Regions from separate parts of the Homo sapiens genome. Here region 1 is linked to region 2. Evidence: read pairs that join two places in POLR2A ChIA-PET (ENCODE). Cell type or tissue: PC-9. All regions are shown on one strand. Links, peaks and the distances in the headings refer to the core of each region. The heading gives the core; the rest is flanking DNA. Region 1 overlaps TANC2 (tetratricopeptide repeat, ankyrin repeat and coiled-coil containing 2). Region 2 overlaps MARCHF10-DT (MARCHF10 divergent transcript).

Region 1 (5,390 bases), core at 189-5,188, 420 kb before region 2:
AATGCCCAATTCATCTTTCATTACTCTACCACTTCAGAGTAAATCAGAGTGCCCTGCACATGATACTCAATGTAGAACTAAATTCCAGACTGGTCCTACTTAGATTTCATAATCCGTTTGGCACGATCCTCCTCCTCCTCACTGTTTTGCTTTCTTAATGCTTAACAGATATCACTAAAATAATATGCTTAGCTTCAACAACGTTTCTATTATCTTCCTTCAGATATTCATGATCCCCCTTTTCCTTTTTTCCATAGCATACACCACCTTCTAGCATAGTATATAAATTACTTATAAATTACCAGCCTGGGTAACATTACTTACTAACATTACTTTTCCCAGCAATAATGTAAACTACATGAGAATGGGAATCTTTGTTTTGTTTATTAATGATGATACTTAAGTGCTTTGAACAGTGCCTGGCATATAGTACCTGCTCAATAAATACTTGTCTAATGAACGAATAACCATTATTATATGCACATTTCATGTTTCAGCTACATTTAACAATGAGCAAACAACAACTTAACTTTTGTCTTACTGGGTTATTTTGAAGGAGTTGGCTATAGCAACAATGCCTTGTACATCATCATCTCATACAAACACCAATGACGGCTCTATAGGGACACATACGTTCCTACCTTATAGCGCTAGTCTTACTACGCAATTGTACTGCAAAAATTTTTGAGATAGTTCTGTCAGATTAAATTAACATTATATTGGGAAGATATTAGGTTGGAGGATTGCTTGAGCCCAGGGATCGAGACCAATCTGGGCAACACTGTGAGACCCTGCCTCATTCATTCATTCATAAATAAATAAATAAATAAATAAATACTATAATATTTAACTAACACTTTCCAGATACAAGTATAAGACATAATCAGGTGAGTTCAGATGAATGGAGAAAGCAGAAAAACAAATCTATAACAAAATTTTTATGTAAAGAGAAAAAGCTTTAAAAAGTAAATCCACAAAGTTTGTCATTTAAAAGACTTGTTTTGAGAAGGAACAGGGAAAAGAAAAAAAGAACAGCTTTTTTTTAGATTTCATCAGGTTGTAACAGCTGAGGACAACTCAGCATTTAACTGACATGCATTTTTGAAGTTAAAATAATTTAAATACACTACAAGTGGGCAGAAGAAATCTAACAGACATTTGGTATACAACATTTTAGAGATAACTCTATACTGAGTTTGGAAGACAGTTTGAATTGTTTCTTCTTATATCAGTTGCCACTAATGCAAACAGATTATAGTAGTAAAATTGTCACTCTAGCTGACTTGAGCAAGGAACCTGGAATGACACTGTATGTTTGCTCCTGCCTGGGCAAGAAGCCATTCTGCTGTCCTTATACCCTTGATACATAAAGCCAACGTTCTGACTGCTGAAAAGCCCATTTTTGATTTTTGCAAAATCTCTATTAAAAGTTTCTGATTGGGTTTGCTTAAATCCCCCTAGATTCCCGTTCTGTATTTACCTGATTCTTAAGATCCTTTTCTTAGGAAAACATGAAGCTCCAAGCATTAACATGTAGATGGCCAGAGTTTATATTTTAGCTGACTTCTGTTGTTTGTATGTTTCCTTGATAGACCTCTCATTCTCACACAAAGCACTGACGACAGCTGTTGCAAGCAAACATTTCCTGCTTCCCACATCCCTCTAATTCACTGCCAATCTCATTTTTGGACATCAAGGATGACCGTAGACTGCCTACTCTGATAATTTCTGCCATGCAACCACAAGTCCACAAGAGTCTTCTACTTCCTTCCAACACACAGGCTTAAAAACAAATATGCAATAGCAATTTACATTTTGAAAACAAAACACATTGTTAAATCTTTTTAATATTTTAGAATTTTAATTTAAAGGTGTATGAACAGCTAAGTTTATATTCAGAAAACTGAGCTACTCCAGAAAATTCCGAGCCTTAATATTGCAGACTGCCAAAACTCAACTTTAATCACTTTATCATTTGAGTTAAAAGTTTTCATGTTTTCAGCAAACAGTACTATCCTCATATGTGGAACATGGAGTGTTAATTGTTTTATCTATTTTAACTATGAACTTCACTAGTTGGAGTCTTTATGTTTTTAAAAGTATGCAGCTGAATCTATTTGACCAACGTATTAGTCAAACTTCTATTTTAATACTGTAAATAAAATACACGATTTTAAAAATTTTCACTATATATATTTCTTCCATTTATGTCATATGTAAGTTAAAAGCTTAGAAAAATATTTTTAAAAATAATTCACCATAAATATTTGCATACATGCTGACTCCATTCTCCCCACAAAAGTGTCACAAAAGCCACAAGTCATTTCTGTTCTTTTTAAAATCAAGAATCTTGGCATTATGGAACAATATATATAGTTTTATTCATTACAGTTCAATCCAGTAGCAGCCTCAAGGATTTTAAATAATCCCCTAAAAATTTCCTGGTCATGCCAGAAGATGTGGTCCTAAAAAGATGCTAAGGAGCTTAGGCAATAGAAGGTGATCCTCTTCCCAAATTGGGGAGAAATCTGTATCATGGCAAGGACCATTTAAACAATTATTAACCCAGGTTTTTAAAAGTTACTCAAATGATATTTTTCACATTATTATTCAACATCATTTGGTCTCTAAAATAAATAATTATATTAGTCACACAGAAATTAAGTTTAAAAAAGATGAGAAGTTTAAAAGTTGGATCTGAATAAGGCTTTTTATTACTGGCATTCATCATTCCCATCCCCATCCTGCCCTTGACGTTCAGATGCTTAGAACAATTTAATAAGTGTGAATATACTTTTTTTTCCTATTTCAAGCTCACTTCATATTTGAAATCCTCAATTATTCCTGTTCACCAGAGATTTAGCATCGGAGTCTCCCCAGTTTAGGGAACCACTTCTATGTACCCATTAGAAAGGAAAGGAAAGTATGTGTATCTAGAGCTAAATGAAAAGAGCAGACCCTCCTGAGACGAGAAAATTTAATTTAAAAATGGTTTAGATACGTAATCATTTAAGCTACCAGAGGTTGTGGTTTTATCAAATATTTACATACATTATACATTTAGCAGGGCAATTCCCTGTGAAAGTAATTTTATTTCTCTACGTTCTGGAAAAATTTTCAATCTACAATCTACTAAGTGTTGAAAATAACTGAGTCATTTGGTTTATAGCTTCCTTTTCTGCCTCTTTCTGAGCATCCTGAAACCATGGTTTCCAGATACAAAAAACAACCTAATACAAACTATTCCCTGACATATGACTTGCCCTGTAGGCCAAAGTAGGTCTGTTTGTATTATGTTCAACACTGACAAGAAATAATTTTCTGATGAAGTATTTTGTTCAACACAGTCAATATGTACTACTCCAGTAGCATATAATCTTGTTCTCCAGGACAGAGCTATCTGATCTCTGATGGTATATTTACCTTTTACCCTTCCTTTAAGGATGAGTGATAAGTACTGCTTAAGAATCTAAAGCACTCTGCTAGCCAGAAAGACTAACATTATGGGAAGACAATTGTGGTAAATAAAAAAATCATTCACAATTAAGGTCTAGTCTACAGATGTAACAATTAAGGTCTAGTCTACAGATGTAACAATTTAGGATGATGTAATTGTTTCTATTTTTTTTTTAACATGAGTAGGGGAAGAGGAGGGACAAGAGGGAAAAAATATTAAGTATTTCAGGAAGTATTTTCCAATACTTGAGTTAAAACAAACCCCAATGTCGTAAAGAAATCAGTTTTATAATACATGATATAAACAGTATGTTTTCTATTAAAAAGATAAAGAGGAAAGTGACATGAAAAACATGGTCTATCAGAAAAAAAATTGACAAATTGACCTCACCAAAATTTGACATTTTTATATTTCCTAATATACCAGTAAGAAAACAAAAAGACAAGCAACAGACTGAAGTATTTGCAAATACATGTCTGATGTGACTTGTATCCAGAATATACAACAAGTTCGTACAAATCCAAAGAAAATAACCCAATATGAAAATGTGCTAAAGTTTGAATAGATATTTCACTAAAGAATAAATGAATAGATAACAATACACAAAATAAGCTCAACATTAGCAGTCATTAGGAAAATGCAAATTAAAACCTCATGAGATATCATTTCACACCAGCTAAAGGTAAGACAGTAACAAAGGAGATGTAGAGAAACAGGAATCCTTGTACACTGCCGGTGGGAATGCAAAACAGTACAGCTACTTTTAGAAAAACATTTTTGCATTTCTTAAAAAGTTAAATATAAGCTTACCATAAGATTCAGCAATTCTACTCCTAGGTATCTATCTATCCAAGAGAAATGAAAACATATGTCTACCCAAACACTTGCAAACAAATGTTCACAGCAGCACTATTCACAATAGACCAAAATTGGAAACAATGTCTATCAAATGGTAAATGAATAGACATAATATGGTACAGTCATACAGTGGAATCCTACTTGAAATAAAAAGGAAGAAACTACTGATATATATACGTCATAAACCTCAAAAACATTATGCTGAGTGAAAGAAGCCAGATACAAGAGACGACATACCATATGACTCCATTTATGTGACATTTCCAGAAAATACAAATATATAGACTCTGTCAATTAGTGGTTGCCTGGGAACTGGGAGAGGGAATGGGATTAATGTTAAATAGATGCAGAAATCTTTCTGAGGTAATGAAAATGTCCTAAAGCTGATTCATGGTGAGGGTTACACAACTTGCTACATTTACTAAACATTACTGAATTGTACACTTGAAATGGGTGAATTTTATAATATATAAAATAAGACTCAATATACTTGTTTTTAAAAAAATTTTTTTAAAAATCCACACACAGACTGCTGCTTTAGAAAAAAAAACAAAAAAAAAAGTTCTGGCCAGTTTGGGTACTCATCTTAGGTTTATATACTCAATAAAATGAAACATTTTAAATAAATTATCTATTTGTTGTAGTTATTAGGTTTTATTAAGCAACACTAAAATAGATAATTCAGACAAAGATCTTGTTATGTTTCCTAGGACTGCTATTTCTATACCAAAGAAAAGAGAAAATCCTTCTGCAGAGACAACAGGCCTACATACATATAATTTTTTTTTTTTTTTTGAGACAGCGTCTCACTCTGTATCCCAGGCTGGAGTGCACTGGTGCAATCTTGGCTCACTGCAACCTCCGCCTCCCAGGTTCAAGCAATTCATGTGCCTCAGTCTCCTGAGCAGCTGGGATTACAGGTGCACGCTACCATGCACAGGTAATTTTTTTTTTTTTTTTTTGATAAGGAGTCCCGCCTTGTTGCCCAGGCTGGAGTGCAGTGGCACGATCTCAGCTCACTGCAACCTCCACCTCCCGGGTTCAAGGGATTCTCTGTGCCTCAGCCTCCCGAGTA
Region 2 (5,390 bases), core at 279-5,278:
TTACAATAAACATTGGGCTTAGCCTGGTAGAAAATAGTCACAGACAGGAGGTAATTACTTGTCCATCTCCAAGCATCAGAAACTAGGGAGTCCCTCCAGTTGAATAACGCAGATCTGCCAACTGTCCCTCATTTGGACTAACGCCTTTTTTGTTGTTTTAATTAAATTGGGGGGTAGCGGGGGAAGAACAGAAGATAAACCTCCCTCTGAATGCGCTAAAATTCCATGGATGGATAAATCCATGACCCATCCTTCTACACGGTCTTTATTAGTCTTGAGTAAATCACATAGACTCCCATAAATAGAGTCACTGAGGGAGCGGAATGTATATGTGCTGGAAAAGGCTGGGTGCCAGCAAATCTGAATGTTACAGTGAGAGTTCTAGAAACAGCGAGAGAAAAGCAGCTAGATCCCCATGCAGATAACCAGGATATAAATGGACCTTTCAATGAGCCTTGCATCACCACATATGAAGTAATAAATACACCCAAACAGAGATAAAAACAGGAAGAGCAAAATTATGCATAAATTCTGTCGTTAAGATATGTGGGCAGCATGGCCCAAAATAGAAACCAAGCAGCTTTCCAGAGACTTGAAGGTTTTAGATAAAATATAATCGCTGTAATTATCATTTAATCCTGTTCCCTCAAGCTTTTGTCAGAAACTGTTACCTACCTCTGGTTATTTGGGGACAGTGGAGCTTCTCACAGAAATATACTTGAAACTGATTGTCACAAGCACACAATCTAATTAAGTTTTTTACATGTAGAAAAACGAACTGTGGCAAAAATCAAGGTTATGTATGTGTAGGGAGAATAACTAAAATACAAATGACATGCATATTTTCTGTTCATCTCTTATATGCTTCACAAATAACTTACATTTATGTTTGCTTTATAAATACTTCCAATTAAAGGGTAAATTAGCATCAACTCTTAAATCATTATCTAAGCATTCACCTGTTATTATTAATACCTTAGATTAGTTCAAATCAAGGACTCTCACTCTATGTACTTATCCAAGGGTGTTTTCTTAAAATGAAGAATGTGGGTAAGAGTAATTTTGCTTTTTATTTGCAATATCATTTCATTGGCTAAGAGGTTGCCCCAGTGCTACAATGTAAGCTTCCGTCTCATTTTGCAGTGAATGAAAACATTTTTCCTTACATAGTTGTGTATAGCAGAACTAGTATCTATCCCATGGTGATGCTAGTAAGCCTGACTCACAACTTCAAAAAGAACTTTGAAATAAATTATATGGATCTTATGAACTGTAATAATCTTTAATTTCAACTTCATTATGAAAATTTATGGCTGGGAGTCGTGGAATCGTGCCTATACTTTGGGAGGCTGAGGTGGGTGGATCACTAGAGCCCAGGAGTTCGAAACCAGCCTGGGCAGCCTGGTGAAACCCTGTCTTAAAAAAAAAAAATACAAAAATTAGCCGGGTGTGGTGGTGCATGCCTGCAGTCTCAGCTACTCGGGAGCTGAGGTGGGAGGATCACCTGAGCTTGACTGGGAAGGTCAAGGCTGCAGAGAGCCATGATCGTGTCACTGTACTCCAGCCTGGGTGACAGAGTGAGACCCTGTCTCAAAAAAAAAAAAAAAAAATCACAAGTGCCTCACCCAAAATAAATAATAAAGTGGAAAGTGAGAAAATGAGTAACATTTAAAAGGGGAACAGAGGTGGGACTTCTGAATTACTTTTCCTTCTGGTACCAGTGTTGACTGTCATCAGTTTCACAATGTCTAAGGCAAGGTAAGGACAGGTTGAGTATCCCTTATCTGAAATGCTTGGGATCAGAAGTGTTTCGAATTTCAGATATTTTTCAGATTTGGGAATATTTCTGTATACAAAATGAGCTATCTTGAGAATAGAATTAAGTCTCAACACGAAATTCATTTATGTTTCATATACACCTTATTCACATACCCTGAAGGTAATTTTATTCAATATTTTTAATGATTCTGTTCATGGAACAATGTTTTGACTGAACCCATCACATGACGTCGAGTGTGGAACGTTCCCCTAGTGGTGTCATGCTGGCGCTCAAAAAGTTTCGGATTTTGGGCCGGGCGCGGTGGCTCACGCCTGTTATCCCAGCACTTTGGGAGGCCGAGGCGGGCGGATCACGAGGCCAGGAGATCAAGACCATCCTGGCTAACACGGTGAAAACTCATCTCTGCTAAAAATACAAAAAAATTAGCCGGGCGTGGTGGCGGGCTCCTGTAGTCCCAGCTACTGAAGAGGCTGAGGCAGGAGAATGGCGTGAACCTGGGAGGCAGAGCTTGCAGTGAACTGAGATCGTGCCACTGCCCTCCAGCCTGGGCGACAGAGCAAGACTCTGTCTCAAAAAAAGAAAAAAAAAAAAAGTTTCGGATTTTGAATTTTTGGATTAGGGATGCTCAACCTACATGATGGTATTAGGCCAACATTTTAGAAACCAGTAAAACTCGATATTGAATATGATGAAGTCATATTCCTTGGTGGTGTATGTCTGTAATCCCAGCTACTCGGGAGGCTGAAATGGGAGGATGGCTTGAGCCCAGGAGGTCAAGGCTATAGTGATCTGTGTGTCACTGCCCTTCAGCCTGGGCAACAGAGCGAGACCATCTGAAAAAAAAAAAAGTCTTGGACTTATCTAAAAGATGTATTCTGAAGCCTCACAAGCAGAATATAGCTCACGAGTGGGTTTTATTTGACTCTTACAGTGTTTTTCTAAAAATCAAACTAGTTGCCAACATTCACAAAACAGGGTTTTTCACAAAAACCAAAACAAACAAAAACCCAAATTTGCGACTTCTTTGAGAAATTGGAAGGACTGGACTTGCATTGCATCCTCCCCGCATAGCTAGGAGGAGCTTGGGCCAGAGCCCCCACCTAACCCACACTACTCACATGCATTACCTGCTCTGAACTCAGATATATCTGAGTGTGAGACCCTGTTAATGGGTCACTCTGGCTTAGGCTGTGCATCAATGAGACTCATCAGACTCAAGTGTTTGCTTCTTTGGGGCCCCTCCCTGTACCCTCTAATTAAACTCTATATTCAGTATAGGGTGTCAGGTCCCAGTTGGGTCTAAAATGGGAGGCATTTACAGCCATGGTCCCGGACCAGAATCACTTCAATGTTTTCACTGATCTGAAGATTTTCTTGGCAAGTAAGGGTTCAGAGAAGTTTGTTGAAGTTTGTGTCTAAGCTAGGTTAAGCGGAGGAATGTGTCTCAATTCAAAATGAGAGCAACTCTGGGGTTAAGCAAGAGAATGACCCATGATGAAGGTATTATGGAAATGTCCTCTGTGTGAGCTGGGTAGAGAAGAATATCCGGATTCCGGGCTTCACTCTGCCTCTAACAAGCTGTAAGATGAGTCACTGACCTCAGTTAGCCCCTGTCTCTTCACCTATAAAACAAAAGGGATGTTTCTGCATTTAGAGCCCAGCCCCTACGTTAGAATCACCTAGGGGACGTCTAAAAATGTTGATACTTAGACCCCTCCCTAGGCCAGTTGAATCTGATTCCTTGCAATGAGGGTCCAGGACACAGTTAACAAGATCTCCAAGGTCCCTTCCCATCCTCTAATTCTGTGGTCTCAGTGGCTTGGGAGCAGATGCCAGAATAGCCATTAACTCTGTTAATTTCTCCTGTATGTCAGATTGCCAGCAAAGAACATTCATTTCTCACACACACACACACACACAAACACACACACACACACACACATATAGAGGTGTGGTCATTGTTTTTCATTTTCTTTCTTTTTCTTTTTAATTTTTGAGACAATGTTTTACTCTGTTGTCCTGGCTGGAGTATAGTGGCGCAATCAGAGCTCACTGCAGCCTCACCCTCTCAGACTCAAGCTATCCTCCCGTCTCAGCCTCCCAAGTAGCTGGAACCATCTCTACTAAAAGTACAAAAATTAGCTGGGCATGGTAGCACACACCTGTAATCCCAGCTACTTGAGAGGCTGAGGCAGGAGAATTGCTTTAGCCTGGGAGGTAGAGGTTGCAGTGAGCTGAGATCGTGCCACTGCACTCCAGCCTGGGTGGCAAGACTCTGTCTCAAAAAAAAAAAAAAAAAGTGTTGGCCGGGCGTGGTGGCTCAAGCCTGTAATCCTAGCACTTTGGGAGGCCAGGACAGGTGGATTGCCCAAGCTCAGGAGTTCGAGACCAGCCTGGGCAACATGGTGAAACTCTGTCTCTACTAAAATACAAAAAATCAGCCGGGCATGGTAGCGGGTGCCTGTAATCCCAGCTACTTGGGAGGCTGAGGTAGAATTGCTTGAACCCAGGAGGCAGAGGTTGCAGTGAGCCAAGATCATGCCACTGCACTCCAACCTGGGTGACAGAGCAAGACTCTGTCTCCATTAAAAAAAAAAAAATGTTTTAATTAGCTGAGCAAGGTGGCATGCACCTGTAGTCCAGAGGCTGAGGCAGGAGGACTGCTTGATCCTAGGAGTCCCAGACCAGCCTGGGCAACCTAGCGAGACCCCATCTCTACAATAAATAAAAATAAAAATAAATCACTGGGTGTGGTGGTGCACAGGCCTGTAGTCCCAACTATTCAAGAGGCTAAGGTGGGAGGATGGCTTGAGCCCAGGAGTTCAAGGTTGACTGAGCCATGATTGCATCACAGTACTCTAGCCTGGGCAACAGAGTGAGGCTCTGATTCTAAAAATAAAAAATATTCATTACATGTTGAAACGACAATGTTTCAATTTAGTGGGTTTAGTAAAATATGTTATTAAAATGAATTTCACCCATTTCCTTTTACTTTTCTGAATATTATTCCTAGGAAATTTGAAATTACTTATATGACTCATATTTCTATTAGATAGTGCTAAAAGGTGTCCACTTTCTGAACCTCTTTTTTTTTTTTTTGAGACAGAGTCTTGCTCTGTCACCCAGGCTGGAGTGCAGTGGTGTAATCTCGGCTCACCGTGAGCTCTGCTTCCTGGGTGATTCAAGTGATTCTCATGCCTTCCAAGTAGCTGGAATTACAGGCGAGCACCACCCCATGCCCAGCTAATTTTTGTACTTTTGGTAGATACAGGGTGTCGCCATGTTGGCCAGGCTGGCCTTGAATTCCCGACTTCAAGTGATCTGCCTGCCTTGGCCTCCCAAAGTGCTGGGGTTACAGGCATAAGCCTCTGTGCCTGGCCTCTGAACCTTTAATTGAAGACTGTAGTTTGTTGTTCGCTTGTTTGTTTGTTTTTTTAGACAGCTTCTCATAATGAACTAAGTTGAAGGTCTGAAAAACATCCAATTGCCAGTCTTTACTGCACAGGGCACTGACTGTAACTATACAACCCTGATGGTTGGGGAAACAAATGTGGTACTTTCTGTGAATATGACAATTTTGTACACTGAAATATGGTCCATGGGAGAATCC

Evidence for each region. Peaks named below come from ENCODE experiments on the same cell type or tissue, not always from the same donor. Only the 100,000 strongest peaks of a DNase experiment are listed, where the experiment ranks them.
Region 1: POLR2A ChIA-PET joins it to region 2 with 11 read pairs; 2 of 35 experiments call an interaction of 5 or more read pairs at or near these places.

What each region holds. Positions count from the first base shown.
Region 1 is chr17:63,245,730-63,251,119 of GRCh38, reverse strand. All of the region lies in intron 8 of TANC2 (tetratricopeptide repeat, ankyrin repeat and coiled-coil containing 2), which reads right to left. Among named protein-coding and RNA genes, the nearest start is that of CYB561, 200 kb to the left of the region's middle. In PC-9, for the core only: no CTCF peak of the experiment used is centred there; no DNase peak of the experiment used is centred there.
Region 2 is chr17:62,822,922-62,828,311 of GRCh38, reverse strand. The region is part of intron 1 of MARCHF10-DT (MARCHF10 divergent transcript); the gene reads right to left. Among named protein-coding and RNA genes, the nearest start is that of MARCHF10-DT, 17 kb to the right of the region's middle. RefSeq lists an enhancer at 2,431-3,167. In PC-9, for the core only: no CTCF peak of the experiment used is centred there; DNase peaks (open chromatin) are centred at 3,341 and 4,931; H3K4me3 peaks cover 489 bases; H3K27ac peaks cover 4,416 bases.